6 separate regions of the Homo sapiens genome follow, and regions 2, 3, 4, 5 and 6 are each linked to region 1. The links are chromatin loops, found by intact Hi-C in ENCODE. Cell type or tissue: PC-9. All regions are shown on one strand. Region 1 has its middle 13 kb from the start of IL1F10. Region 2 has its middle 31 kb from the start of IL37. Region 3 overlaps PAX8 (paired box 8). Region 4 overlaps PAX8 (paired box 8). Region 5 overlaps LINC02966 (long intergenic non-protein coding RNA 2966). Region 6 has its middle 10 kb from the start of IL1RN.

Evidence for each region. Hi-C counts contacts between places; a loop is a spot of excess contacts. Peaks named below come from ENCODE experiments on the same cell type or tissue, not always from the same donor. Only the 100,000 strongest peaks of a DNase experiment are listed, where the experiment ranks them.
Region 2: a loop joins it to region 1, with 4 times the contacts of the local background. A loop is called at or near these places in 3 of 110 quality-filtered maps.
Region 3: a loop joins it to region 1, with 7 times the contacts of the local background. A loop is called at or near these places in 4 of 110 quality-filtered maps.
Region 4: it touches region 1 in a loop (11-fold over the local background); 4 of 110 quality-filtered maps call a loop at or near these places.
Region 5: it touches region 1 in a loop (11-fold over the local background); 8 of 110 quality-filtered maps call a loop at or near these places.
Region 6: it touches region 1 in a loop (16-fold over the local background); 21 of 110 quality-filtered maps call a loop at or near these places.

Annotation. Positions count from the first base shown.
Region 1 is chr2:113,078,188-113,083,187 of GRCh38, reverse strand. No RefSeq gene overlaps it. Among named protein-coding and RNA genes, the nearest start is that of IL1F10, 13 kb to the right of the region's middle. RefSeq lists an enhancer at 4,119-5,000. In PC-9, CTCF peaks have their summits at 2,781, 2,986 and 4,287; DNase peaks (open chromatin) are centred at 2,897, 3,847 and 4,597; H3K4me3 peaks cover 1,344 bases; H3K27ac peaks cover 3,021 bases.
Region 2 is chr2:112,939,622-112,944,621 of GRCh38, reverse strand. No RefSeq gene overlaps it. Among named protein-coding and RNA genes, the nearest start is that of IL37, 31 kb to the right of the region's middle. In PC-9, a CTCF peak has its summit at 2,665 (motif pointing right); a DNase peak (open chromatin) is centred at 1,801.
Region 3 is chr2:113,238,462-113,243,461 of GRCh38, reverse strand. It overlaps PAX8 (paired box 8), which reads left to right. Exons shown (of 12, transcript NM_003466.4): 5 at 684-772; 6 at 1,332-1,454; 7 at 1,736-1,911. All of the region lies in intron 1 of PAX8-AS1 (PAX8 antisense RNA 1), which reads right to left. Among named protein-coding and RNA genes, the nearest start is that of PAX8-AS1, 4.7 kb to the right of the region's middle. RefSeq lists an enhancer at 1,343-2,542. In PC-9, no CTCF peak of the experiment used is centred here; DNase peaks (open chromatin) are centred at 2,341 and 2,861; H3K4me3 peaks cover 861 bases; H3K27ac peaks cover 4,347 bases.
Region 4 is chr2:113,246,833-113,251,832 of GRCh38, reverse strand. PAX8 (paired box 8) reads left to right here. Exons shown (of 12, transcript NM_003466.4): 3 at 4,914-5,000. It overlaps PAX8-AS1 (PAX8 antisense RNA 1), which reads right to left. Exons shown (of 6, transcript NR_015377.2): 2 at 927-1,066. Among named protein-coding and RNA genes, the nearest start is that of PAX8-AS1, 13 kb to the right of the region's middle. In PC-9, CTCF peaks have their summits at 2,273 and 2,475 (motif pointing left); a DNase peak (open chromatin) is centred at 2,457.
Region 5 is chr2:113,388,435-113,393,434 of GRCh38, reverse strand. The region is part of intron 2 of LINC02966 (long intergenic non-protein coding RNA 2966); the gene reads right to left. Among named protein-coding and RNA genes, the nearest start is that of ZNG1B, 47 kb to the left of the region's middle. In PC-9, CTCF peaks have their summits at 2,770 and 2,970 (motif pointing right); a DNase peak (open chromatin) is centred at 2,934; H3K27ac peaks cover 801 bases.
Region 6 is chr2:113,135,526-113,140,525 of GRCh38, reverse strand. No RefSeq gene overlaps it. Among named protein-coding and RNA genes, the nearest start is that of IL1RN, 10 kb to the right of the region's middle. RefSeq lists a silencer at 4,910-5,000. In PC-9, CTCF peaks have their summits at 1,748, 1,956 (motif pointing left), 3,286 and 3,485 (motif pointing left); a DNase peak (open chromatin) is centred at 1,945; H3K4me3 peaks cover 457 bases.

The sequences.
Region 1 (5,000 bases):
ACGTGGAAGAAGTGACGTTCTGTAGAGGCTGGAGATCCTCAGACTCTTCATAAGAATAACCCACAGGCTGCCTAGAAATTCAGCTTTCTAGGCTCAGCTCCACAATTTTGCAATTTTGTATTAGCCAGTAAGGGGTAGAGTCCCAGAAATCTTCATTTTTAACTAGCATTTCAGCTGATCCTGATATAAGTGGTTAAGATAATTTGAGAGCCTCTGGTTTCCTGACAGTACATTTTTAACATAGTAAGCATGCAAATATATAATGTCAGCAGCATCCTCTGAGTTGATGTAAAGGGGCAGGCCATGGAGATAATCTTGGATTTGGGTCAGGCTACTCTTGGGAATATCGGATAAAACATTTGTTGATATTCCTCTCAGCTTGCCTAAGAATCATTCAAAGCCATTGATTAAGCTCTCACTGTTGCCCAACATTGAATTCAGGGCTTGGGAGGGCATGAAGGAATGAGGAGTAGTGTGTGAACCTGAGAAGGCTAGGAAGTCAAACCTTACACATAGCCCCTGGCACAGAAGCTAAGCCTTAAGCCTGTCCTTGCTTCTCCCAGTTTACTTGCCACAGACTGGGACTCCAGCTGGGCTTCACCTTCCTCTGGAAGACATTCCAAGGGCTGACCCTCTCCCTTGGGTTCCTAGTTAGCATTAAAACCACAGAGCAAGATGAAGAAGATTTGAGAGAGCTTGGCTAAGGCTGGCTTTCTCATCTTCCTTAGGAGCACCAAATCTTGGACCCCATTCAATTCTGTATGCCCCCTGCCCAGTTCTGCACTTGAACATTGCAGGTGGTCAGTAACATTTGATGAAAGAATGAATGAATGAATTGCTGGCTACACAGCCATGTCAGAGTTTCTCATGGAGGCAGCATAGCATGATGGTCAGGAGTGCACATTCACGAATCAGTCAGCCTGTGCTTTACCCCCTCCTCTTCCATTTGTTTACAGTGACTTTGGGCACAGATTCTTTGCAGATCTTCCCCTTCAGAGGAAGAATCCATTTCTCTACCCACGTCTCCATAAATCAGGGCTGGCCTTGGGACTTGCTTAGACCAACAGGCTATGCTAGGAGTGAATAACATGAGGCAGGTTATGACAAAGTGCTTCTGACATTGGCTGGGAGCCCCAGTATCCCATCCACCCTCACCAGCTCCACTTCTGGGGACTAGACCCTTTCTCCACTACTCCCACCCACTGCCACAGTCCTTCCTGACAAATGTGAGTTTTGGACCCTAGGCCTCAAGAGCATTTGCAGCTTCTACCTTTCCCTTTTTGAGAAGCAACACTAAGATAGCCATGTAAGAAAGTCATTCCAGTTTACTGGAGGATGGGAGGACACATGAATAGCCAAGGCCCCCAACCAACAGCCAGCACCAACAGCCAGACATGGGAGAGACTATCTTGGACTTTCCAGCTGAGTTGAGCCTCCAGCTGAGTGCAACAGAGCCCTGGCAAGATCAGCAGAGGAACCACCTAGTCAACTCACAGAATCAGAAGGAATAATGAATCACTGATGTTTTAAATCACTGCATTGTGGGTTGGTTCGTTACTCAGCAATAGATAACTGAGACACCATGCAAAGTGATTCAGATATTGACTGGAAACCCTGATATCCTGTCCACCCCTCACCAGCCCTCCTTCTGGAGACTAGACCCTCTTCCCACTACTCCCACCTGATGCCACAGTCTTTCCTAATAAATCTGGACAGGGGCCCTGGTGCTAGTCTCTGCAGAGCATGACCTCTAAGTAGGACCCTTTTGGGAATCCTATTTGAGTTCTTTTCTTCATTCAGCAAATGTTGCTGAGTGCTTGACACGTCATAAATGCTTGTACATGCTGGTAATACATAAACAAGGCAAAAAGAAAATCCTCTGCCCGTGGATCTTGCATTCTAGTGGAGGATAAAGGAAAAAAAGTACAGTAAATAAAAAATAAATTATAGAGTGTATTAGAATGTGATAGTACCATAGGTAATCTAAGGGTGCTGAGATTTGAGGGGGTGCATATTGCAGTTTTCACGGGGGTAACCAGCGTAGGCCTCACTGAGGAAACAAGCCAGGCAGGTAATTGGGGAACAAGTGTTCAAAACACAAGGCTACTGCTGGAGCTCTGGAGTAGCATCGTGCCTAGAGTGTGTCTTTGGAGAATTGTGAGGAGACCAGTGTCTGAAGCAGAGGGTGTGAACAGGGAGAGGCATGTGGAAGAAGGTATCAAAAATAACACATTTTCTCACATAAACCTATGAGCACTCATTGGAATGTGTGCACTGGAACCAGTCTACAAAATGCATAACTAGCTGATACCTACGTCTGCTGTCCTTTATGCAGACAAACTTACATAACCAGTGCTATTTTTTGTATCATGGGTCCTGTGACTATGGACCTTCAGAAAATGTCTGTGAGAAATATTCCAGTATGGAAGAGCCTCTGCTAGAACTCAAGGCTCCCAGCATCCTTTGTCACCCAATTCTGTGACCAGAGCCTGGGCAAGAACATCCAAGGGAATTGGAGGGAATGAGTGTACAGGAGACAGATTCACAGCAACGTCTCTGTCATGGGGAGAAGGGATCAAGCATTCGTGTGATGCTCCTTCACATAGGTGGGAAAAATGTCGAAATGAGTATGTGTCTAATATCTACCTTCCCTCCTAAGCTCCAAACTCCTAGAGAGCAGGGGCTGTGTCCCTCGTGACAAGGGGGAGCTAACAAAAATTGTTACCCAACAGAATGGACACCCGGACTTCCTGAAGTCATCACAGGATCCAGTTCTACTCTCACGCATTGCGTGGAAGGATGCATCTACTGTAAGTGAGGCGGGGATTTGAGGCACAAGGGCTGACACACAGTAGCTGCTAAGTATTTGAAGAATTAAATGTTAGAGCTCATTCAGAACCTAGCCCCAAAAAGGCAGCGCCAACATTGATCTCTGTCGCCATCTTTAGCCCAAAGGCCACACTGCAGGCTCCCAGCCTCAGAAATGGGCAGGGGGATCAAGCCTCTAGATAGCGTGGAGTCTGTGCCTTTGAGGGCGGAGATTGGAATCTGCTCTGGGGATAGACTGTGTTTTGGTAGAATTCTGGTGAACCCTTTTAGTTATGCAAATGTAAAATCCAACCAGAAATAAGGTCAGGTAAACCGAATGCCAGTGCTTCAGTCCAAGATGTTAACTTTACTGTTTATATTCATTACACTTGTTTCTGTCAAGTTCATTTATGAAGTAGCTGTATATTTTAGAGAATTATATCAAGGAAAAGTTAGTATCCATTAAAGTTGTCTGCATTTTCCTTCACTTTTACTGTTTCCTCCTTAAATCTGAGTTTAGATTTCCCTAGAACTGACATGAGTTGTGTGTCCTGCGGAGTTTTCTGTACAATGTTTTGAGCCGGTATTCCTAGGGGCTATTGTGATGCGAGAGGTGGGCCTAGGATCGCGAGATGAAAATTTGGGTCAAAGGGAAGAGTGACTAGATTCTGAATCCTGGTGGAATGACTTAGGAAACACAGGTTATAGGAGACCCTGGGTTCATCGCCCTCTTGTGTGAAGTTGTTCCATAGCTTCTTGGAACAAAGACTAGGCCCCCTGTGAATCAACTGCTGCCTACATCTGGAGTCTCTTGTAAGCACGTATGCACACACAGCACACACATACACATACATGGACACGTCATGCACATACAGACACACACATTCACCCTCCCCACCCACCCTGCTCCTGGTGCTACCTGACCGAAAGCTGGCCACACTGTGTTTAATTGCCTGTTTGCTCTCTCTCTGGACCTACCAGTTCATTCTGAGATGTAAATAGTGGATAAGACCTAAAGTGTACCTCTCCCTAGAATTCACATAATAATAACCCTCTAGCCTGGTTAGGTTTTGGAGTGAAGACTTTGGTGTGGTTTCTAGGGAGGAGAAGGAATTTAAGGAATGAGCCTTGGGGCGTGGGAGAAGAATACTCTTGGCATCGCTGAACTGCACCTGTCAGAAATTGCCTCCATTCCTTACTTTTAAACCCTAGTGCCAGAAAGTCCCATCACTATTTCTACCACAGTCCTGCAGAATTTGATTCTAAGTGCTATTTGGAGTGTCTTGCAGTCAATAAATATGAGCTTTTATTCACAAGGTCTGGTTTTCCCATCTGCACTATGTGTCCTTCAGTCATAGAGACATGTCTTCTAAGTCTTTATGTCCTCTTCCTCTTCTGTGCACTGTTAGAGAATTGGCATATTTTACATGTGAAAATTTTTTTTAGTTATATAGAGAACATGATTCAACTTGGAACAGCACCACTAGTAAGTAGGAGGAGGCCTGCATTTGCCTGGGTGGTCCATGGGCACAGTTCACAAGGGAAGGGCCAGCAGAAATGAGTTACCATGTGTTAAAATAATTAATTGGGAAGGTATTAGGCTGAGATGACTCCAGCGTGTTGGGTTCCTGCCTAAGTAAACTAAAACCCAACCCAGAGTGAATGGTCATTGACTAAGAAAACGAAACTTAAGCTTAGCCAATCAGGAACCGCCGACTAACCTGCAACTAAGGATTTTCCACTTAACCAATGAATTTTTTTCTTCCTTTTGCTTCCTGAACAACTTATAAATGGTTTTCCGGTAGCCCCTGGGTGGAGCCCTGAATCACTTGCAATTTGGCACCTTGTGATTCATGAATCATTCTCTGCTCAAATAAACTCCTTAAAATTTTAATATGCCAAAGTTTGTCTTTCAACACATGCATGAAGGTGATGAACTGGTCAGGGAAGATGAAGCAGGGGTCAGGCTGACTGTGAAATCACAGCATGGAAGCTGACCCCGGGGCAGTGCTAAACAGAAGTCAGGGAGGGAGAAGGGGAGGGAGGGGGTGGCTGAGAAGAGCTGAGGACCCAGTAGCATCTGTGTTGGCCCAGTGCTGATCTGAGGGGCCCAGGATTAAAATCTGGGTCCTGCCTGAAATACCTGGATGATTCCTTGGGGCCTCCCAGATAAAAACTCCTTCACAAGGCAT
Region 2 (5,000 bases), 140 kb after region 1:
TTTTTTTAAAATGGGCAAAGTACCTGAATAGGTATTCCTCAAAAGAAGACATACAAATGGCCAAGAGATGTATGAAAAGCTGCTTAACATAACTAATCATCAGAGAAATACACAAATCAAAACAAGATATCATCTCACACCTGTTAGAATGGCTATTATTAAAAAATGAGATAAGTGTTGGCCAGGTGTGGAGGAAAGGAAACCCTTGTACATTATTCATAGGAATGTAAATTAGTACAGCCATTATGGAGAACAGTATGGAGATTCCCTAACAAAATTAAAAATAGAATTACCATATGACCCAGCAATTCCACTTCAAGGAATACATTCAAATACTATCAGTATCTCAATAAGATACTTGCACTCCTATGTTCGTTGCAGCGTTATTCACCATAGCCAAGATACAGAAACAAGTTAAATGTCCATCAACAGATAAATGGATAAAGAAAATCAGGTACATATATATATACAATGGAATATTATTCAGCAAAATCCTGACATCTGAGATAACCTGGATAAACCTGGAGGACATTATGCTAAGTAAAATCAAAGCCTGACACAGAAAGACAAATACCACATAATCTCACTTACATATGAAATATGAAAATGTTAATTTTATGGAAACAGAGTAGAATGGTAGTTGCCAGAGCCTGAGAGTAGAGAAAATGAGATGCTTGTCAAATCAAATCATCACATTGAATATATATAATCTATTTGTCAATTAAATATTTTAAGAATAAAAAATACCTGGCACCAAAAAAAGAATGCAAAATGTCTCAACAATGTTATATGTATTGCATTTTGAAGTGATAATAATTTGAATATTAGGTTAAATAAAATATATTTGAAAAATTAACTTCACCTATTTCTTTCCATTTTTGTTAACATAGGTACAAAAAAAAATTAAAATTACCTATGTGGCTCATGTAGGTGGCTCACATTATACTTTGATGACACTATACAGGCTGGTGACCATATATCTCTTAGACTAGTCTAAGTGATTTAACAGTGGTTCCAGAAAGATCCAGGTTTAACACCAATGAAAGGGCCAGCTGGCTTAGCCCAGCTTGTGTGGGAAATGTTGGGGAGTGGTTTAAGACAGGGAAAAGCAGAACATTTTGATGCTATTGACATTTTTGAAACAATCATTTTGTGGCCTGAAAAAAACCCAAAACATTAAATTTACAGCTTTTTTAAATTAGCTACCGGCTGGGCACAGTGGCTCACATCTGTAATCCCATCATTCTGGGAGGCCGAGGTGGGTGGATCACCTGATGTCAGGAGTTTGAGACTTGCCTGGCCAACACAGTGAAACCTCATCTCTACTAAAAATACAAAACTTAGTTGGGTGTAGTGGTGCGCACCTGTAGTCCCAGCTACCTGGAAGGTTGAGGCAGGAGAATTGTTTGAACCTAGGAGGCAGAGGTTGCAGAGAGCTGTGATCATGCCACTACACTCTGGCCTGTGTGACAGAGCGAGACTCTGTCTCAAAACATAAAAATAAAAATAAAAATAGTTACCAAGTCATATGTGCAACTGACATGCTCATGGAATTGTTTGGCTTCCCTCTCCCATTCCCTGATCCAACCCTGTGAGCCTCAGCTTCCCTGTTTATGACCTGGATTTCTGCTGCTGGCCTGCTGATGGTTTGCTTGCCTCAAATTCTCGCTCTTTTGGACCATCCTGGTCACTTCAGTCAGACAGATATTTCCACAATACACATCTGTTCTCAATGTCTAAAATCCTCCAATGACCTCCCGTTGCCTGGAGAAAAAAATTCAAACTCTTTGGCATGAGTCATGTGCTGACAGGGGGCAGAGTATACACACAAAAGGTGCATGCTAGAGGTAATGTAAGGAAAGGTTATTTATAAAACTGCAGGCAGGTCCAGAGGAAGCAGCAGGAGATGGTGGAGCTCCAGGCACTGCTGACAGTGGAAATCCACAACCCTCTCTGGAGGAGGAGGAGCAAGGGATGGGGAGGTGGCTGGCCCACTGAGAAAGCTGGGGCTGTGGGAGGGCCACTGACAGAAACTGTGGCCTTCTGTATAGGGGAATGTGGCCACTGCCAACCTGAAGGGGCGCGGGTGCACTCTAACCAAGCTCTCTTTCCTCCCTCTGATCTCCCATTGCCTGAGCCCAACCAGGAGATAGAGGACAACAGACCACTAAGGCAGCCCATAAGGCCAGTCTCAAGGGTACAGAGCAGATGGAGACATGTGGCACCCCCACCTGAAGCTCAGAGACACCATTTATCACCTGGATTACTGGCCCATAACTGCACACCCACCTCTGGCCACTCCCTGCTCTGGGTTGCCCGCCTCATTCTGGCCAAGAAATCTTCCTAAAACGCAAACCCAATCACACCATTACCCCAAGTAGAACTCTTCAGCGGCTCTGCACCATCTACACAGCAAGTCCATCTCTGTAGTGAGACCCTAAGACTTTTTATAACCCAACTCTACTCACCTGCTTGCTCACAGAAGTTTCATGAATGCACACGTTTGGTTCATCACAAATGTCTAAGAGAGCCATCCTCAGCCCCTGCCTTCTCCTGGGTCCTGCTACAGAGAGGACCTAGCGGCTAAGGAGTCCAGAGATTGCCCTTTGGTCACCTGTAGAACATCACGACTTAACAGCTGTGCCCTGCTGGAGCTACTGGCAGAGCTGCGCTTCCCAGGACCAGTAGAGGGCGCCATGACATTGAATGGCCACATGTTGGAGACCGCATCTTGGGCTTGTAGCTGCCAGAGCCCTGAGCTCAGAATAGCACCTGCAACTATGCGAGGCTAAGGCGGGTGGATCACCTGGTCGAGACCAGCCTGGCCAACATGGTTGAAACCCTGTCTCTACTAAAAATACAAAAATTAGCCAGGTGGGGTGGCTAATTTGAAAAATTTAGCTGGGTGTGGTAGTGCACGCCTGCAATCCTAGCTACTAGAAAGGCTGAAGCAGGAGAATCTCTTGAACCTGGGAGGCAGAGGTTGCAGTGAGCCAAGATCATGCCACTGCACTCCAGCCTGGATGACAGAGCAAGACTCGGTCTCAAAAAAAAAAAAAAAAAAAATGTCTGCATGAAAAAGTTATCACAGGGAACAAAAGCAAGAAGAAACAAAGAATGGGAACTTCCTCAAGTGTCTACAACTGCAAAATAAGAAATAATGTACATTATGAGCTTGGTTACAACAGGGTCAAGAAGCCAGTCACAAAATGGTGCAATTAACAATAAAGGCAAAAAGTTCACACAAGGCAGAATCATTCCTTTTATGAGCCCGTGTGGAAACTGTCTGCACTATGTGTGAGAACAAGAAAGCAAAAGGAAAAGATTTCACTTTCAAATAATAACACTAATAGATTATTCAATTAAAGTTTTCATTGCAAATTGATAAAAAAAAAACATGTAGCTGCACACATATTTTTAATAGCAATAATTAGGGTCCCTGAAGAAAACTACTACAAGACATGCTAGTAGGAGTGAAATATTCAATGAGTAAATCCAGGCTTTAAAACAAACAAATCAGAGATGACATTTGTTTTAACCTTGTTGACATTTGTTTAATCAGAGATATGCCAGAAGCCCTGCAGAAATTTGTGTCCTCAGGATAGGGCTGCCATAATAGAAAGAGGTGGTGGCTTTATACCAAGTCTGTCTGAAAGCATTGAGGTTCAGGTACTTTGAGTGATTATTAAAGTTGCAGATTTGTAGTGTAAAATGTTGCTTGGACATCTGAATTCCACACCAAATGACATTAAAACATTAACGTGTCCCATAAAACCCAGTTGCTTCCATCCAATTTGTTTTCAGCTCCTTGTGAAGACGTGGATGCAGAATAAATACCCCACTGAAAACGGACAGGAGAATTTCACCATCAAGAGTTTGCAAGCTAAAGGCAGAAATGACATTTCATAACATAGCATTTACCCTTACTGTTAGGAAAGCAGGAGCCTAGGAGAGCCAGATGGACACCATTTTCAAATCAAGCCCATCTTAAAACTAGCAAGACACATTCCTTGCCAGTCAGGACCCATGGCCCTAAGATGTTTACAGCTAAGGAAGTGGCTTGGTAATCCCTGCAAGGACAAACTTCTACAACAACAGAAAGCCCAGATGTCCCAATCCCTATAAAAATATATGCTTTCAAGATAATTATAGTTATGCTTTGATGTACTTAAACACACTAAAATGTCAAGGATAGTTCTCTTTAAATCAATAGGAGAATAAATGTTTTCATGCTGTCGGCCCACCCACACATAGCCACAGCTTAGTTTAGTCTTTATATAGACAAGATTCCTATATAAGAAAAATTTAATGATGGCATGTTCCTCCACTTGCTGTCTGAGGATGCTCTACTTTGTAATGGAATAGCTTTCAATAAACTCTCTCAATTCACCGCACCCTGCAACTCACCTTGAGTTCTTTCCTGTGTGAAATCCAAGGACTCTCTCTTGGGGTCTGGTTTGAGACCCCCTTTTCCAGTAACATCACTATGTTTAATAGATTCTCATCTTTTATTTTCTGTTCTGTACCTTTTTGTTTTTCAATTGATTTTTATAACTTATGATAGTTCTCACCCTTCAGTTGGTAAAGCAATGTCCTAGAATTGGGCTAACAGAAAATGTAGATGATTGGCAGTGGGCTCTGGAAGACAGAGGCCTTCTCACCTACTCCAGGGCCCATGGAGAGAGCTGAGCTTGAGGTCTACAAGAGAAGAATCCTTTTGGCTCATCCTTCACAAACTAAGCTTGGACTCCACCTGTGCTTCATGGGTTAAATAGAGGACTGACTCTTGTTATAAGGATCTAATGAGTTAAATCACAAAGACTGGAAGGAAAAGTGCTGCTCTATGTAAGTGTATCTTCATGATCACTCAGCAAGGACAGCCTGCTCCATGCGTACCTCTGTGCCTTATCGCCCTGTGGGTCTGGGCCCAGAGCCACAGCTGCTCACTGGGCACAGTCAAAAGGCACAGGTAGTCCCAGAGTTAGGAACAGACTATGTCC
Region 3 (5,000 bases), 160 kb before region 1:
TGAGATCACGCCACTGGACTCCAGCCTGGGCGACAAGAGCAAGACTCTATCTCAAAAAAAAAAAGAAAGAAAGAAAAGAAAACCAGTAGATAAAGAGCAGGGGAGCACAAGGTAGGCTGAAGTTGAAGATGTCAGCAGAGGTGACCTTTCAGAGGCTGGGGGCTGTGTTATATCTTCTTGCCTTTGGTCATAAAGCAATGGGAAACCCTTGGCAGATTTTAAGCCAACTTGCATTTCAGAAAGTCCACTCTGGCTGCAGTAGGGAGAATCACTTAGAAAGGGCCAAGAGGGGATGGGCGTGGGCCACTGAGTGACCCTGGAACACTGGTGATGACATGCACTAAGGTGCTGATGGAGAGACGCAGAGAGGGGTCAACGTTGGCAAGGTTCACAAGGTCAAAACACAGAACTTGATGATGGGTTTGATAGGAAAGAGAGGGAAGCAGAGGTTAAGCCCCATCTCTGTTTTGGCCTTGAGTGACTGATGGTACCAATCATGAAATGCGGACAACTGAGGAGGACTAGGCATGCGGAGTAGGGTCACAGACTTGACTGTGGACAGTTGAGTTTCAAGTGCCTTGGAGATACCCAAAAGGGGTGTCAAAAAGGCGACTGGGTCTGGGGCAGCCATGAGTTCTCTTTCCTCCTCTTCTCTCTCATGGCCTTTCTTCTCTTCATCACAGAATCATCCGGACCAAAGTGCAGCAACCATTCAACCTCCCTATGGACAGCTGCGTGGCCACCAAGTCCCTGAGTCCCGGACACACGCTGAGTGAGTGCTGAGAGACCTGGATACACACACATGCTCGTGTACACCTCCCCTTCAGCATACCCACATATACACAGAGGCACACACAGACACACCCACACAGACATAGCTGTGCACAGTACCATTCACAAACCCATGTGTAGACTGAGTTGTGCCACTGCGACGAAGTCTGGCCTGTTCCCAGGGCAGATTCACTGAACTATGGAGAGGTGCAAACACTTGAGACAGCTCTAACTCCAAGAATCCCTCCCACCAGGAGGCCCCCTGGAGGAAGGACCTGAGCCCCTCCAGGGCTCAGTCCATGGTTCGGCTTGCTGCCTCCTGCACAGTGTCAGCAGGGACTGTGAGGGGTGTCACTCTCACTCCCTGACCCTCTCCCTCTTCCCACCACCGCAGTCCCCCCAGAGTCACCCCAGGGCTGTAAGGGGTGTCCCACCCCTTGCTCCTCTCCCTCTCCCCCAGCCCCTGCAGTCCCCAGCTCAACTGTAACTACCCCAGAGTCACCCAGGGCTGTGAGGGGTGTCACTCCCACCCCTGACCCTCTCCCTCTCCCCCACTGCAGTCCCCAGCTCAGCTGTAACTCCCCCGGAGTCACCCCAGTCGGATTCCCTGGGCTCCACCTACTCCATCAATGGGCTCCTGGGCATCGCTCAGCCTGGCAGCGACAAGAGGAAAATGGATGACAGTGAGTGCTGGGACAGGAGGGCAGCGGGCGGTGCACGAGAGCAGTTTGCTCAGGCTTTGATGGGGACAGAAACCCTTCCACTTATGATATGGGACTTTGTAGGGGCTCTGCATGTGACTGTCACATGTCCTGTCCCTCAGTTGGCCAAGGCTCCTGGGCCCACGTGGCTGGCCCTTTTTCTCCCTCCACAGTGAGTCAGCTTGGAGTCAGTCCTCTACTTTGGCCTAGAGCATGAATAGATAGGTCCCCTAAAAGCTTTCTTCCTTCCCGGGGGGTACCAGGTGATCAGGATAGCTGCCGACTAAGCATTGACTCACAGAGCAGCAGCAGCGGACCCCGAAAGCACCTTCGCACGGATGCCTTCAGCCAGCACCACCTCGAGCCGCTCGAGTGCCCATTTGAGCGGCAGCACTACCCAGAGGCCTATGCCTCCCCCAGCCACACCAAAGGCGAGCAGGTGAGAAGCTGGGCCCTGGGAGGTGAACAGGGTGGGCAAGGGCCAGAGAAGGTCTATTCTCCAAATGAGCCTGTGCTCCATCAAAGCAGCTGGAAGTTGCATCAATGGGCTCAGGGCACCTGCCTTATGCAACTCCAAGCCTGACACATGCTTTATTTTACCAGATGCCCTGGCATCTTCCTCCCTTTCTAACCCTCCTGGCTTCCTTCACCCAAAACCTTTGAGCCTGGGCCTTTCAGGGATGGCAGCACAACCTGATGATGCTATCCCTTGCCATCAGCGTCTTTCCCAGATTGCAACATCACGTTCCACAACTCTGAAGCAGTAGCACAAAGCCTTCACATAATGACCTCAGCCACTATTTCCTAGCCCCACCTTTGGCCACTCATCCTGCACACCCCATGCTCTTGCATTACTCATGGCCCCGAGCTCACCACCCTCGCTCACACCTCTCTGCCCTTGCACACTGTGTGCCCTCCACACAGAATGCCTTTCCTCCCACTTCTCTGCATGGAAAAATACCACTAGCCTTCATGACTCAGCCAAACATCACCCTCTCCGTCAGTCCTCCCCTGCCCCTCCGACATGAATCATCTCTCCTGCCTCTTGCCCTTCTGCATGTCCCACATGCTGCTCTCAGTAGCTTCTCACAGTGTCACTTAATAATCTAGCAGACAGACAGGTACAAAGACACGCGGACTCCTTAAGGACAGGGAAGCCTCATGAAACGTTAAACATCGTTTTTATTCCCAGCACCTACCATTGTGCCCCCCTTATAATAGACAGTAATGGTATAGTGAATGAATGAACAAATGAATGAGTTGAGAAATCCAGAATAATACATCACAAGCTACAGCGAATTTTTCTTGCTAGTGCTCAGGACAGGTGAAATGAATCATAACAGGTTGGTGTCCGTGAAAAGCTGACAGAGATGTGAGAGGTCCCACCCTGAGGCCAACAAAGACTCTGCAGCTCTGGCAGAACCACTAAGCTCTCAGCTCCTAGTCATCACATCTTTTTCCCTTAACCCTGCCAAGTCAACCAGATGAGGAGTGTCTTCAGGGTGGGTCTGTTGCCCCTCTTTGCCCATGCCGTCATTTGCTGTAGGAGTGAGGCAAGTCCATATGCCTTTAAGAACCGAGTAGGACAATGGAGATGATGCCAATAATCAGCCCAACCACTTCCAGTGACCGTCTGGGCTGCTGGTCCCGTGCCAGCACTCGCAGCTGGGCAGGCAATCTGCATCAGCAATTTTATCAGCGTTGACTGTGGCAACCACGAGCGTGCAGAGAAAGCTGACCATCAGCAGCATGGGGAGAGGGCCTGGGGTGCTCACGCACCAGTCAGCACACAGCTCCAGGAAGGAAAGGGGTTGCAGTGGGGGGCCTGCAGGAAGCTCACTCTGTGAGAGTAAGCCTGCAAAACTCAGTGTGCAGGCACCAGCCACTCAGTGAAAGTAAAGAAACCCTGCTGATGAGACTCTGGACACCCGCTGAGTCCCAGAGCCATTTCCTGGCTCCATCCCTAAGCCCCCCAAAGGACCCTGCTTGACTACAGAGCACCCCCATGCCATGCTGGCATATGAACATGGGGAATCCTGGAATGAGAAAGTCTTTGAGCTTTCAGGGACCTCCATGACCACCTTGTCCAGTTTCTCCATTTGTGTGGAGATAATCCAAGCAAGACAAGGAGGGCTTGGGCAATCAGAAGGTTTTGGAGCTCAGGCCTGCCAACCCTCATTTCATTCAGACTGGTCCACTGTCACCTGTTTCAGATATGGTGCTTCTACGTAAACACTTATTTGAAGACTGAAAAAAAAAGCATTTGAAAACCATTAAACTTCTCCAACCACTCATCTTTCAGATGAGGAGACTGAGGTCCAGCAGTGTCCATAAATTATTCATTACCTCCTCAGTCAATCATTATTCACCCAGTCATTCACCTGGAGGGTGGTGAAGGCAGGGAGAACCAGCCAGTGCAAGGGCCCCTCATGTCCTGCCTGGCCTTTGCTTTTCCTACCTCTGGTAACTGACTGTGCTGCCAAAGTAACACTCCGTGCTCTCTCACCTGGGCATAGGAATGCCCTCTGGCTTGGGGAGCCAAGAAAGAAGCACAAGTATTCATACCTGACCTTAGGACAGGTTGTAACACAGCTATCTTTTCTGCAAAATCAACAAGTGGGGGACCAGGCATGGTGGCTCACACCTGTAGTCCCAGCACTTTGGGAGGCCAAGGTGGATGGGTCACCTGAGGTCAGGAGTTTGAGACCAGCCTGGCCAACAAGGCAAAATCCCATCTCTACTAAAAATATAAAAATTAGCCAGGCCTGGTGGCGTGCACCTGTAATCCTAGCTACTCGGGAGGCTGAGACAGGAGAATCGCTTGAAGCTGGGGGGCGGAGGTTGCAGTGACCCGAGATTGTGCCACTGCACTCCAGCCTGGGTGACAGAGCGAGGCTCCATCTGAAAAAAAAAAAAAAAGGGCAGGGGGAAGTGTTCATCAGAAACATCATGTGGCCTTATTCCTGGTTGCTATTTCATGACCAGACATAGCTAGAAGTCATACAGCTCTTGTTTCCCTATTTTACAAATGCATCAAAAAAAATCAACAGAATATGAATATCAGTTTATTGACAGAAATCAAGAATTTGGTGGCTTCTGACTCTTCACGATTCTGAAATAATATCTGTGATAACTCTCATTGGGCATCTGCTGTCACCAAGTATTCGGTGCTAAGCACATTATGTATAAGTATACAAAATTTCATGTAATGCTTACGTCAGCCTCATAAAGTAGAGTCTATGATTCCCATACAGGTGAGAAAATTAAGGTTCAGAGCAGTCAAGTAGACTAAAGCTACTTGGCAGGTCATTGCAGAACCAGGGCTCAGAGTCGCTGAAGTTCTGAAGCATTGTGCTGCTCTGCCCCGATTCAAGTTCAATTCCAGCTAAAAAGCCCAATAATCACTGGGAAGTTTCAGTCATTGAATACAAAATCACCAAAAGATTTGACTATATAGGTTTTCTTTTTCCTTTTTTTCTAAGTTACTTGGATTTTGAAATAGCTATAGGATTCTGAGTAGATATTTTG
Region 4 (5,000 bases), 170 kb before region 1:
AAGGACTATAGGAACATGGAGAAAGGATTTCCACATCTTAAGGGTTTGGATATTGGTGCATATAACAAGAATTTTGGTCAATAAGTGTCTCTGTTTTCTTTCTGCCATCCCAACTACTCAGAGCTCTATAAAGGATGAAGAAATTACCAACAAAGTCCTAAGACCTCCCTGAATGGTCACTTTTCAAAAGGATATGTTTCTGGACAGCAAGCTTCACCTAGACCTTTGCTGAGCTCCAATCCCTTTACTGTACGATAAGTCCTCTCTGACCCCAGGAAAGCTTGCATTTCCCGTCTGAGTACCTTTCACTCAGGAACCTGCTTGCATCCGGCCAGGCGGTCTTGTCTTCCTCCCCCATACCCACCCCACCTCCCCACTCACAATCCTCCAGACATACAAAGAGTCTTTGCTTATGAGGCTTCAAACCTCTTCCTGGGCCACACCTTCCCCCCTCACCCCACTTCCCGCCCAACCAGGAGGCTCCTACTCATTTTTGGCTTCCGGCCTCAAAGCCCACCCCACCTGCAGCTGCATGAAGAGGTGGTCAGCACAGTGGGCGCCAATCGTCCCCCCAACCCCAGTGCAGGAAGGAAGTCTGCACCCACCTCTGGGCATTTGGTGGTGACTCACCCAGAAGAGTCCACTCCCCCACACCGGACACAGGAAAGACAAAGGTCTTTCCATTGCAGAGACTCAGCTTAAAACTTCAAACCATAGGGGCCATCTCCATCTGCAGCCAGCAGGCTCTTTCCAAATTCTCTTTCCTGCCTGTCCTACAGCCACACTAAATGTCTTTCAATTTCTTGAAGGCACCAAGACTTTATGCATGGATTTCTTTCCCCCTGAAGAAAATTCTTCACCTAGTTACCTCCTAGATACTCTTCCTTGCAGCTTCCCTCTAACCACTTACGGGTCTCCCCAAGCACCTGGACTTATATCCTTCAAGAAAGATAACCATTAACATGGTGATTCCTAATGTGTCTTATCATATCCCCCAAAAGGTTCGAAGTTCCTTGAAGGCCAGGATTCTTGTCTTGTTCAAGGTTGTATTCCCAGTGCTTTGTACCTGAGTCATGATAGGCACTTGGTCAATGTCTTGAGTTGAAAAGAAATGAAAACCATAATATACAAACAATCATTATTATTGTCAGAAGAATGTTGGAGGAGTATGAAGAGTTATTCTCTTACGCTTAATTTACCAGCCATCACCTGGCCTAAACCAGTGGTTTTCAAAGTGTGACCCTGGCCTAGCAGCATTAGCACCATGTGGAAACTTCTTAGAAACATAAATTCTTAGTTCAATCCCAGACCTACTGATTCAGAAACTTAGGGCATTGTGCTCAGTACTCTGTATTTTAATAACCCTCACTGCCAAGTGATTCTGATGCACACTGAAGTTTGAGAAAACACTCCCTAGTCCTAGTCCTACTCCCAAGATTGGGTCATAACATTCAACCATGGGAATATTACAAATTAGAAAAACGTTACATTTATAGCAAGATTTGTTTATCTAAATAAACACTTCTCCATCCTGGTCCCCCTATCTTCTTTTTTTTTTTTTTTTTTGAGATGGAGTCTTGCTCTGTCACCCAGGCTGGAGTGCAGTGGTGTGATCTTGGCTCACTGCAAGCTCTGCCTTGCGGGTTCATGCCATTCTCCTGCCTCAGCCTCCTGAGTAGCTGGGACTACAGGCGTCTGCCACCATGCCCGGCTAATTTTTGGTATTTTTAGTAGAGACGGGGTTTCACCATGTTAGCCAGGATGGTCTGGATCTCCTGACCTCGTGATCCACCCACCTCGGCCTCCCAAAGTGCTGGGATTACAGGCGTGAGCCACCACACCCAGCCCCCCTATCTTCTTATAGGGGTTTAAGTCAGCAGCAGGCATAAGTTTTGTTAAGCTCCATTCGATAGATAAAAACACTAAGGTTGAAAAAAAAACCCACTTTCTCAAATGATAAGACTAAAACAGGCAGTGTCAAAGAAGGGATCAGGCCCAAGACTCTTTCCACAGTAACACAAAGTCATTCAGAAGACAGTCAAATAAAATAAGCACCAGAGAATTCACCGTTTAGGGGCCAGAAATGTGAATGCATCTTTCCCAGCACTACAATGCTTGCTGATAACGGTAAATAACCTCTCAGGTGGCTTCCTGAGGGTTTGGGTTTCTAAGGATGCGAGTCAGTCCTTCATAATAATTAAGAGCAATGTCCCACACAACTTACAGCGTCGTTTTCTTTTTTTAAAAAAAAGGCACAATACCCAATTCATGCCACCCCAGAATGGCATTTTTTTTAAACCTGCTTCACATTTGTAGAGGTGAAGAACCTCCACCTCTAAGAAACCTTGCTTTCAGATATAGAGGTCCCAGCCTAAACACCTAGGTTTGGGTGGATACGGCCCGGAAACTTCTGGAAAATGAGGACAAAGCTGGACTGCTGAAGGTCTTGTCTGTGTTTGGGTGGCTGTCTGGCGCCCCCTTGTGTTCAGTGCCTGGACCCAAAAGAGCCGGAAGGCAACAATGATGCAGTGAGGGCAAATGGCTACAGCAATTCACAAATGGCACTCTGGCCAGTGAGGACCAGAGGAATGGGCTTAGGACTGGGCAAAGGCCCCTCTGCCCACCATCTGGGCTCTCCTGAAGGCCCTCCAAGCACTCTTCCAGCCCTAGTGGAGAAGCAGTCACTAGGAAGACTTGCCTGGACAGGCATAGGTGGAAGCTGTGCCCAAGCTCACCCGTTGTGTCCACCAGGAAGATGGGTCATTGCATCCTTCTTGCTGGGTGTTTGGCCAGAGGGCTTTTCCTCCTGACTTACTGCCCAGGGCAGAGGCTTAGAGCACCCCCACCTCCCTTTTTTTTCTTTTTTTTGACGGAATTTCGCTCTTGTTGCCCAGGCTGGAGTGCAATGATGCGATCTGGGATCATCACAACCTCCACCTCCCAGGTTCAAGCAATTCTCCTGCCTCAGCCTCCCGAGTAGCTGGGATTACAGGCATGTGCCACCATGCCCAGCTAGTTTTTTTTTTTTGTACTTTTAGTAGAGATGGGGTTTCACCATGTTGGTCAGGCTGGTCTCGAACTCCTGACCTCAGGTGATCCGCCCGCCTCAGCCTCCCAAAGTGCTGGGATTACAGATGTCAGCCACTGCACCTGGCCCCCACCCCCTTTATTAAAGGGAAATTGAGTGTTCTGCTGAAGACAGCTTGGGCCCCTGAGGAGACATTGCAAGGCAGTTCTGAATGTGCTAAGTCAGTGGGTGATAATGGGCACTGTGTGCCCAGCAAAGGCACTTCCCACCCTCGGCCATAAACAGTCTTTAACTGGTTCACACAGAAGGCTGGGGTTGGCTCTTCCTTCTCACCTGCCTGCTCCCTGACTCCCACACTGCAGGGCTCTACCTTCCCAGTCATATCACCAAATCCTGCCCTTGGTGTGAAAAAGACCATGGCATGTTCAGCACAAAACAGCAGAGCCAATGACAAGCATCCAGGCATAGCTCTAGCCCCAGAACAGGGCTCCCCTCAAGGAGCAGCCCTGATCTGAGCCTTAAATTCTGGATGGATCTCAGCTCCTCCTCATATAAGCTGAGTTAGACAAGTCATATAAATCAGAGCACTAAAACTCTCTGAGCCCCAGTCTCCTCATGAGAAAAATGGAAATCTCGGCCCTGAAATTAGCCCAGTATGGCTCTAGGTACTATAGAGTTGAATATGTTGGAAAATCTAACAGACAAGTATCCTCTTGCCTCTGAGTCTTTGCACATTCTGTTCCCACTGCCTGGAACAGTTTTCTCCCCTCTCTCCCTCACTTGGCTAGTACCTGTTTATCTTCAGTCTCAGCTTAGACCTCCTCAGGAACCCTTCTGTGTTTCCTTGAGCCAAGTCAAGTTCCCCTCCAGTGGTTCCCATAACTCTCTGCATGTCACCAGTCCCAAAAGTGGTCACAAAATATGTTAACTGGCTGTTTGCTGGTCTAGGACCTCACTGTAATAAACCCCATGAGGGAAGAATAGGGATCATGTCTGCCTTATTCACCTTGGCATCATCAGGGACCTGTGCAGTGCGTGGCACATAGTTAGCACTCAATACAAATGGATTTGACTGGATAGATGGGCTCAGAATGAAACACAGGCTGGGGCCAGAGAGCAGAGGCCAAGTCAGGAAAGCAGCTAAGGGAACGTGTACACACATCCATGACGTGGATAGATTCCCACAGTGGCCTGTAGCCCCTGTGTCAGTCCTGGAACCCAGTGCTATCTATGCCTGTGAGGACCCTGCACCAGGTCCCTGCTGCTCTGGCCTATTAGAGAAAGAAGGAACCTTGGGGGTCATTCAGGCCAGAAGTCCACAGACAGAGCTCAGGCCTTCTCTGCCCAAGCTCTACCAGAGAGTTTCTGCTTTTATTCTTTTGTATTTTTTTTTCTCAATGAGGTAGTGTTTTAAAATCTGGTTCCATGAGGAGAAGGAGAAAGGTGAAAATCACCTGTGCCGTCATTTTACAAAAGGAAAAGAGACTCTCAGAAGAGAAGGGGTTTTCCCCAAGGTCAAACGGCTCAGTATTGGTATGGGAAGACCCCACATCCTCAATTCCTTACACACTTTTCAGAGGGAGGGAAGAAAATAGGGGATTGTGATTTGGAGTGAAGGGCTGAGTCTGCCTGAAGAGTCCCCAAGCCCAAGGTGCTCCTGTGACACCATCCCATCGTGGGGGATGAGCATCACATACCATTTGTGCCAGCATCTTGGGAGTGAGAACTGGGGAAGGGGTGCAGAGGGGCCCACAGGGCCTGGCCGTGGGATTTCATGGTCACAGTCAAACACACACACACACACCAGCACCTGTACTCATAGCTAATCCCCACCCAAACTCCTACCTGACCCTGACAGCTGTCCCTGGGAATATTGTCTCCTTAGGCCATGGAGGGCTGAACCAGCTGGGAGGGGCCTTTGTGAATGGCAGACCTCTGCCGGAAGTGGTCCGCCAGCGCATCGTAGACCTGG
Region 5 (5,000 bases), 310 kb before region 1:
AGTAATCAAAGTTGGATAGGAACAAATATTTTATATCTGTTTCTTAGAGATCTGGATTCCACTAAAACGGACTCATGGGTGTCAGGGCATTAGGGGTGTGGACTGATAACAAACCTCTCCAATAGCAGACAAACAGAGAGCCAAATCATGAGTGAACTCCCATTCACAATTGCTTCAAAGAGAATAAAATACCTAGGAATCCAACTTACAAGGGAGGTGAAGGACCTCTTCAAGGAGAACTACAAACCACTGCTCAAGGAAATAAAAGAGGATACAAACAAATGGAAGAACGTTCCATGCTCATGGGTAGGAAGAATCAATATCGTGAAAATGGCCATACTGCCCAAGGTAATTTACAGATTCAGTGTCATCCCCATCAAGCTACCAATGACTTTCTTCACAGAATTGGAAAAAACTCCTTTAAAGTTCATATGGAACCAAAACAGAGCCCACATCATCAAGTCAATCCTAAGCCAAAAGAACAAAGCTGGAGGCATCACACTACCTGACTTCAAACTATACTACAAGGCTACAGTAACCAAAACAGCATGGTACTGGTACCAAAACAGAGATATAGATAAATGGAACAGAACAGAGCCCTCAGAAATAACGCCACCTATCTACAACTATCTGATCTTTGACAAACCTGAGAAAAACAAGCAATGGGGAAAGGATTCCCTATTTAACAAATGGTGCTGGGAAAACTGGCTAGCCATATGTAGAAAGCTGAAACTGGATCCCTTCCTTACATCTTATACAAAAATTAATTCAAGATGGATTAAAGACTTAAACGTTAGACCTAAAACCATAAAAACCCTAGAAGAAAACCTAGGCATTACCATTCAGGACATAGGCATGGGCAAGGACTTCATGTCTAAAACACCAAAAGCAATGGCAACAAAAGCCAAAATTGACAAATGGGATCTAATTAAACTAAAGAGCTTCTGCACAGCAAAAGAAACTACCATCAGATTGAACAGGCAACCTACAAAACGGGAGAAAATTTTCACAACCTACTCATCTGACAAAGGGCTAATATCCAGAATCTACGATGAACTCAAACAAATTTACAAGAAAAAAACAAACAACCCCATCAAAAAGTGGGCGAAGGACATGAACAGACACTTCTCAAAAGAAGACATTTATGCAGTCAAAAAAACACATGAAAAATGCTCACCATCACTGGCCATCAGAGAAATGCAAATCAAAACCACAATGAGATACCATCTCACACCAGTTAGAATGGCAATCATCAAAAAGTCAGGAAACAACAGGTGCTGGAGAGGATGTGGAGAAATAGGAACAGTTTTACACTGTTGGTGGGACTGTAAACTAGTTCAACCATTGTGGAAGTCAGTGTGGTGATTCCTCAGGGATCTAGAACTAGAAATACCATTTGACCCAGCCATCCCATTACTGGGTATATACCCAAAGGACTATAAATCATGCTGCTATAAAGACACATGCACACGTATGTTTATTGCGGCATTATTCACAATAGCAAAGACTTGGAACCAACCCAAATGTCCAACAATGATAGACTGGATTAAGAAAATGTGGCACATATACACCATGGAATACTATGCAGCCATAAAAAATGATGAGTTCATGTCCTTTGTAGGGACATGGATGAAGCTGGAAACCATCATTCTCAGTAAACTATCGCAAGGACAAAAAACCAAACACCGCATATTCTCACTCATAGGTGGGAATTGAACAATGAGAACACATGGACACAGGAAGGGGAACATCACACTCTGGGGACTGTTGTGGGGTGGGGGGAGGGGGGAGGGATAGCATTGGGAGATATACCTAATGCTAGATGACGAGTTAGTGGGTGCAGCGCGCCAGCATGGCACATGTATACATATGTAACTAACCTGCACATTGTGCACAAGTACCCTAAAACTTAAAGTATAATAATAATAAATTTTAAAAAAAGAAGTTACACGATGAAATTTTCAGTATCTAGAGGTATGAGAAATAAATGCATACCTAATTTTGAGAAATCCTGACTCTGAGAAGCACTTCTGCAGTCCCAGTAAAAACAAAGTAGCAGCAGCCCTGCTGAGGTGATGCTGGGCTCATTCTCCATGGGAAAGACTGTGCAAGTCTGCAGCAACAGGTTATGAGTGTGGCAGCCCCAGAACAAGGGCACGTTGGAGACAGGGTGTAGCTAGGGAAATTGCGTGGTGCACATTTGAGGGTAGCAAATTATTTCTATGAGGCTCATATTGTTAGCAAGGAAGGACTTTTTTTTTTTTTTTTGAGATGGAGTCTCACTCTGTCGCCCAAGCTGGAGTGCAGTGGCAGTGATCTCAGCTCACTGCAACCTCGCCTCCCGGGTTCAAGCGATTCTCCTGCCTCAGCCTCCCGAGTAGCTGGGACTACGGGTGCGTGCTACCACACCCAGCTAATTTTTGTATTTTTAGTAGAGACGGGGTTTCACCATGTTGGCCTGGATGATCTCGCTCTCATGACCTCGTGATCCGCCCGCCTTGGCCTCCCAAAGTGCTGGGATTATAGACTTGGGCCACAGCGCCTGGCCGCAAGGAAGGACTTGTAATGCCCACCCTCCTAGTTCCATACAAACACACACATGCACACTCGCTAGGTCCAAAGAGTGTGATGAGGGGAAAATAGAGACATAGTTGCAGCGTCTGGATTAGGGCTGAGCCAGCAGGAAACATTAATCAGGGCATCAGGAAACCAGAGTTCTATTCTAAGCTCAGTTTGTAACGTCTTTGTGGACTTGAGCAAGTCACTTTCCTATTCTAAACCTTGTTTTATTTCCTTTGCAAATGAGGAAGTTGAAATACGTGATCTCAAAGATTCCTCCCAGTTCTTCACCTCATGAGACAAATGTAAATCAAGTAACATTCGCTATTGTGATTAGAAAAACTGCATTTACACAGGTTAGCCACTAGATGGGGACGTGCGATTGTTACGTGGCTGAAGGTTTCCTGTATTTCTTTATTTTTTATTTGGCCGCTAGAGGGCACGCCTGCCCTGCACTTAAAGCTGACTACTTTTAAGGAAAGACAAAGGAATTCTTGGATTTCTCCATTTTCCTCATCACCTGTGCTTATCAGAGAATTCCAGGGGCAAGCTACCCTTTCCAATTCATCACTAATTTATAAACAAAATAAGGAGTAAGGAATGCTTCTTACTTACTTCCTATAACATATTTAAGAATGAATGCTCAAAACGAAAGTAATTTATTTAAAACTTGTGTTGAGTCATTATGACTGCAAAATTTTTGCTCATGTTTTTCATATGCTATTCACTTGCAAATTATTAGAACTCTACATGTTCTGTTCATCTCAGCATTATTTATAACAGGGAAAAATTAGACACTAGCCAAAAATCTAAAAACGGGACAGTAAGGAAAAAGCAAATGGTTCTTTTAATCATCATCACTAAAAGTGGTTGTGACTTAAAATAATGACATAAAAGATGCTTCTACATTGTTGAGTAAAACATCAAGATAAATTTAAAATTATATTTCAAGCTTAACATATTCATTTAAAAAGAGAAAAGAAATTTTAGAGAGTTTATCTTGTTGGATTATCAGATGTTATTTTTCTCTTTTTAATGCCATATACTTTTCAAATTTTCAGTGGACTGGTATTACTTTTGTATTTAAAAAAGAAAAATATAAGGAAAAAGAAACCTGTCATGCACTTTCTAGTGGATTTTACTTACCAGTCATCTCTGTGTTTCTGGCATCAGCAAACTGAGCCAGAAACTCAGTGCCTCCCATTTCTTTTTTTTTTTTTAGATGGAGTCTTGCTCTGTCACCCAGGCTAGAGTGCAGTAGCTCAAACTTGGCTTGCTGCAACCTCTGCCTCCCGGGTTCAAGTGATTCTTCTGCCTCAGCCTCCCAAGTAGCTGGGATTACAGGTGCCCGTCACCGCACCCGGCTAATTTTTGTATTTTAGTGGAGATGGGGTTTCACCATCTTGACCAGGCTGGTCTCGACTCCTGACCTTGTGATCCACCCGCCTTGGCCTCCCAAAGTGCTGGGATTAACAGGCGTGAGCCACTGCGCCAGGCCGAATGCCTCCCATTTCTTGTATTCACCTTAAAAACTCCTGCAATGAAGGACTCCCTCCTCCCTCATCTAACCTATTATGTGTGTCGTGAGTTCTGACTATGATATCATTCCTGATGTGAAACCGAAGTCTCTCTAAGTCCATCCATTGGTTCAGTTCTGCCTTCTGACAGAGTCCACACCAGACTTCACATTTCTCCCAATCTTCTTTGTCCTACAAGGGCTTTCTATTCTTCAAGCTAAAGAGACACCAGTGATTCCGTTCGTTCATTCAGTTAACATTTAGGGGCCACAGCTTGTGCTATGTCCTGAGATTTGCCAATGAGCAGAGCTCAGAGTATTGAAAAGACAAACACACACGCCAGGCATTTTACTATGCTATGTTGTGTGCATGACAGGAGTACACAGGGCATCCAGGCACCAGTGAGAAGGGCCTTTCACCAGACTTGAGAGGTCAGCAAGGGTGCTCTAAGGAAACACCTTCTAAACCGAGAGCTTGAAAGAGTGAGACAGGAAAGCAGTAAGAGGGAGCGTTCTGAGGAGGAAATCTCCGAGGTGGGACAGGGATGCGTGTGGAGAGAATGCCCTTCCCATCTCCACTCTTCATGAGGTCTCTATTCTGTCAGGGTCTGTCTGCCCTGTGAGCTGTTGAGGACAAAAGCCGTTTTATAAACATTTTTATTTCCTCCCTCTGTTTTCCTTAAACACCTAGCCCGGTGCCTGGAACATAAGAAGCCGTAATGAATTTTTGTTAGATAAGTGAGGAGTGCTGAGTAGAGCAGAAATGTCACATGCCTCAGTTGAAATATGGGTCATCAGTTTTCTTTCTTTTTTAACATAGAAGTCAAGACTTGATGATCTCTGAGAGCTTCAAGATACCATTAAAGATATAATCATCCTCATGTACTTGAGCTTTGTTTTCACCCATTATGTTATGACTGCTGTC
Region 6 (5,000 bases), 57 kb before region 1:
AAAATCGTGGAACCAACCCAAATGCTCATCAATCAATGAGTGGATAAAGAAACTGTGATATATATGATATCTATATATGATATATGATATATATATATATATATTGATAGATATAGCTATAAGGTGGAATACTACTCTGCCATAAAAAGGAATTAATTAACAGCATTTGCAGTGACCTGGATGAGATTGGAGACTATTATTCTAAGTGAAGTAACTCAGGAATGGAAAACCAAACATTGTATGTTCTCACTGATATGTGGGAGCTAAGCTATGAGGATGCAAAGGCATAAGAATGATACAATGGTCTTTGGGGACTTGGGGGGAAGGGTGGGTGGGGGGTGAGAGATAAAAGACTACAAATAGGGTACAGTGTATACGGCTTGGGTGATGGGTCCACCAGGATCTCACAAATCTCCACTAAAGAGCTTACTACATGTAACCAAACACCTCCTGTACCCCATTAACCTATGGAAAAATAAAAAAATAAATAAATTAAATAAATGAATGAATATACTTCAGAATATGTTGGCAGTGAGTTTTCATCAGTTTCCGATAAGCGCCCAGGTGCTCTAGGGAGCACAAACAGCAAAACACTGAATCTTTACTTTAAGGTGCTCAGGGGATGGTTAAAACATACACCTCTGGAAAGACCCCAGAGGCGCCATGCAGATCAGGGGTCTGGGCTACAGGTCCTCATGGAGTCTAGAAGAGGGGGTTATTGAGGGCTGGTATGGACCGTGCTCGATGTCTTCATGGAACAAATTGTCCAAGAGCCTCGCTTTGAGGAGATTTTTGTAGGAACTAGGGGGTGCAGATGGGGAGAGAGAGCACTTAGAAGTAGAGCATGGGGTGGTGAAAGGACAAATTTCAGAGTGTCCAAGGCCTATTTATGCTTTAGGACAGACTAGAATCCTTACCATTGCCTACTAGGTTAGCAAGATCTAGCCCCAGCCTAGCTCCCTGTGCTCCAACCACAGGCCTGAGTTGAAAGAAAACTAAACTCCTGTGACTTATAATAAATACTGCCAAGGAGGGAAGGCGAAGATGTCAGTGTGACTCCATTGTGGCCTAAGGAAGATGTGTCTTGACTCTACACACAGACATACTGATCTCTTGGCAGGAAGCCCCTTGGAGTGGAGGTGGAGCGCTCAGGTGGGGCAGCTTGAGGTCCCTGGTCACTAAGATCTTTCCTCTGCTCTGACTCCAAGCAAATCAAGTTTCCTGAGTCATCTGACTGTGTCAACTGTCCCTGGGAAAGAATGCAGGCATAGCTGGCCCCTGAACAGATCCATTCCCCACTGTAGTGAGTGCCTGGGTATTTTATCTATCTCTTTTACGAGTTCTGTCCACTACCCACCAACACACAAAAGTACGCATTTCCCTTGTAGGCACGCCGTTGGGATTCCTGTGCTGAGTTCCAACATGTGGGTGTGTTCCCCCGGCCGAGGAGGGAAGTGTTAATTCCACACACCAGTCAATCATACAGGTAAAAGGTCTGCAACAGATAACAGGATGACAGGAAGTGGACTTTAAAGCAGGCACAGAAGACTTAGAATTTCTCGGGTGTCACCCCTTGGAGACTAGACATTGGCAATAGGCAACATTTGGATACTTGTCAGGAGTCAGGCCCCACCTCAGCTTGATTGATAGGTGAATGAAAATAAATTTTTCCTTAGAGTGAAACACCTAGAGAGTCTTGAAAAACCAGACCTTCACTAATTTGAGAGCATGAACCAAACTGATTATTTGCCTTGTCAAGATTCTTTCCAGGCCGGGTGTGGTGGCTCACACGGTAATGCTAGAACTTTGGGAGGCTGAGGCGGGCGGATTGCTTGAGTCTGGGAGTTGGACACCAGCCTGGGCAAAATGGTGAAACCCCGTTTCTATTTAAAAAAAAAAAAACAAAAACACTTTCCAGAGCAGTCAGGTGTGTACAAAATGCTGACCCCTGGTGGATATTTCCTGAACTACTCTTTTAGCTCCACATGAAGGAGACCCAGAGGCAAGACGTCAAAGCTAATCTTCCCTGTTTTTAAGCTTTCTCAGGTTTAAAGCTAAGAACCCAATAGATGAGTTTCATTGTCTCCAGAAACTTTTATGGAGAGAACTGGGCTGAATATCAAGCATGTTGAGATTTGCTGTTGTGGCTAGGGATTTCATAGTTATGTGAAGAGAAAACAAAAACTTATTTGGTTTCCCCAAGATTTGCAAGAATTTTACCCCAATTTGACACCCCCTGTTGAAGGCCAATTTATGTTCCCCCCAGAATGAAGCTTGAAATGTGTTTTAGCCAGCCTGTGATTGAGAAAATAGAAAATCTTCTACCTTCAACCCAAATTAACATGTAGTCAAAATGTACTGCTGATGCGGTAAGTGGCCTTTCTTTGAAGTTAAAGACCATCTCCCTCCATTGTATTGACAGACACTACCAGGGCCAGGTGGGAGAGCTGGGAGGACTTGACCTCAGGGTCCCTGACTTAGGAGCTATGTGGTCCACAGGGCCTCAGCCCTGGCATCATGATGTCCTTGTCCCACACCCAGATCAAGTGAATCAGAACCTCTGGATGGAGGAGGTAGGCCACTTTTGGTAAAAAGCTCCTGCAGGTCAGCCTGATGAAGACACATATCTAGTTCAATTCCCTCCTTTTATGAAAACTGAGGCCTAGGGAGGAGAGGTTGCTTGGCCAAGGGCCCCCCAGGGAGTCTGTAGGAAAACTCTGACTCACCAATGAAAGACCTGAATTCAGCCTTGAATTTTCAAACAGTTGTCCTTGATTCTGTAGTGTTGTAGTAGATCAGGCCCAGAAGTGACGGAAGAAGCCACAATCCTCTTGAGGCTTGCTTGTCTTCCCTCTCTGTGCTTTTCTCTCCCATCTCAGCCCCTCCACCTCCCAGTCACCTGTGCACCGCCTCCCAGTTGAACAAAAGCCTCACTTAAGCATGAACCCCAGGCCTGGCTTTCCTAATCCATGGCCCCTGCCTTGTGCTATATAAAGTGCTGGCCCCTTGATTATTAATTTCCTCACCGCAGGCTGAGACCAGACCTGGAATACCCCACCAAGCCAAACTCAAATGTTTGCACATCCACTTGCTTTAAACATAGCCCCAATAAGCCTATGGTAATCCATTTAGAACCTGCCTGCTCTGTATACTCCATGAAACTGTATCCAATATCTGCTGGCCAAGGATAAGCCCCAAGCCATAAAGGCCTCAAGCCACTGCAGCCCATAGGAGCTCTCTGACCCAGAGATTCCCTGCTGTGCTGCTGGGTGACTTCACCTGGCCATGTAAGCCCCCTTTCCAATTCTCTTCTTTCCTAGGAGTCCTCTTGCCCTCCTTCCCCTCTGAGTAGGACCCCATCTCCACACTATAGCCTCCTTGACCAATTCCTGCTATAAAGGACCTTCCCCAGTGTAAACCTGTTAAAGCATCAACCCGAAAGCCTATGTGTGCTACCGCCACCTCGTGGTCATATCTTTTTTCTTAACCTCCAAATATCTGAAAAATCCTTCACTCTGGGCCTTTTCCCTCTTCTAAGCTTCCTTCAAAATATTCCTGATCCAAGTCCCCAGTCTTCTCAAATTTGCTGACCTGTCGAATAAATTAATCCATATTGATATATCAGTGGCCAATTCATTTATTCACTGGCCAGATATTCACTTAGCACCCAGTATATCGCAAGCAATGGCCTTGGCACTTGAGATACACTGTAGAACAAAACAGACAAAAATATCTGCATGGGTTGAGCTGACATTCTAGCAGCACGATGATGATTTAAAGTTTTTCCTCTTAGGAATATTTTATGGAACACTTTAAACCAAAGTAAGGAAGTGTTTTGTTTTTTTGTTTGTTTGAGACAGGGTCTCACTATCACCCAGGCTGGGATGCAGTGGCATGATCTCAGCTCACCGCAACTGTCACCTTCCAGGTTTGAGTGATTCTCATGCCTCAGCCTCCCAAGTAGCTGGGATTACAGGCATGTACCACCATGCCTGGCTAATTTTTTGGCATTTTCAGTAGAGACAGGGTTTTGCCATGTTGGTCAGGCTGGTCTTGAACTCCTGGCCTCAAGTGCTCTGCCCACCTCAGCCTCCCAAAGTGCTGGGATTACAGGCGTGAACCACCATGCCCAGCTAAAGTGTTAAGAGGGGAGTTTTTGGTGTCATCAATGGGCTAGTGTGATAGAGAGTAAGGAGATGGGCTAGGTTTATAAGTAGGAGAATCCCTTTATGCTAGTGCGTATGCCAAAACTTATGCATTGTGCGATTTATGCTTTTTATTTTATCTTATTTCTTTCTTTATTTTGAGACAGAGTTTTGCTCTTGTTGCCCAGGTTGGAGTGCAATGGTGTGATCTCGGCTCACTGCAACCTCCACCTCCCAGGTTCAAGTGATTCTCCTGCCTCAGCCTCCTGAGTAGCTAGGATTACAGGTATGCGCCACCATGCCCAGCTAATTTTATATTTTTAATAGAGATGAGGTTTCACCATGTTGGTCAGGCTGATCTCGAACTCCTGACCTCATGTGATCCACCTGCCTCGGCCTCCCAAAGTGCTGAGATTACAAGCATGAACTACTGCACCCGGCTAATGCATTTTAAAACAGTGCTTCTCAAATTTAATGTGCATGGGAGATCTGGTTAAGATGATGACCCTAAGTCAGTAAGTCAAGCCTGAGATCTGAGAATCTGCATTTTAACTCCAGAAGTATGCTGATGTTGCTGATGCATGAACCACACTTGGAGCAATAAGGCTCTAAAGCAGATTCCTTTGAGCACTGACTCTTCTAGGACTAATAATAATAATAAGAATATGCCACTCACCACAGAAGGCTATTGCAAAGATTAAGTAACTTTGCAATAACTCAGCATTGCCTATTATTTGCATTTAGTGGTGGGAAAACCAAGGCTCTGAGGTGTTAACTAGCTTGCTTATGAGCACCCAGTGCAAGCAGGAGAGTCAGAGTGTGACTGCAGAGTCCCAGAGTTCACCCATGTGACTG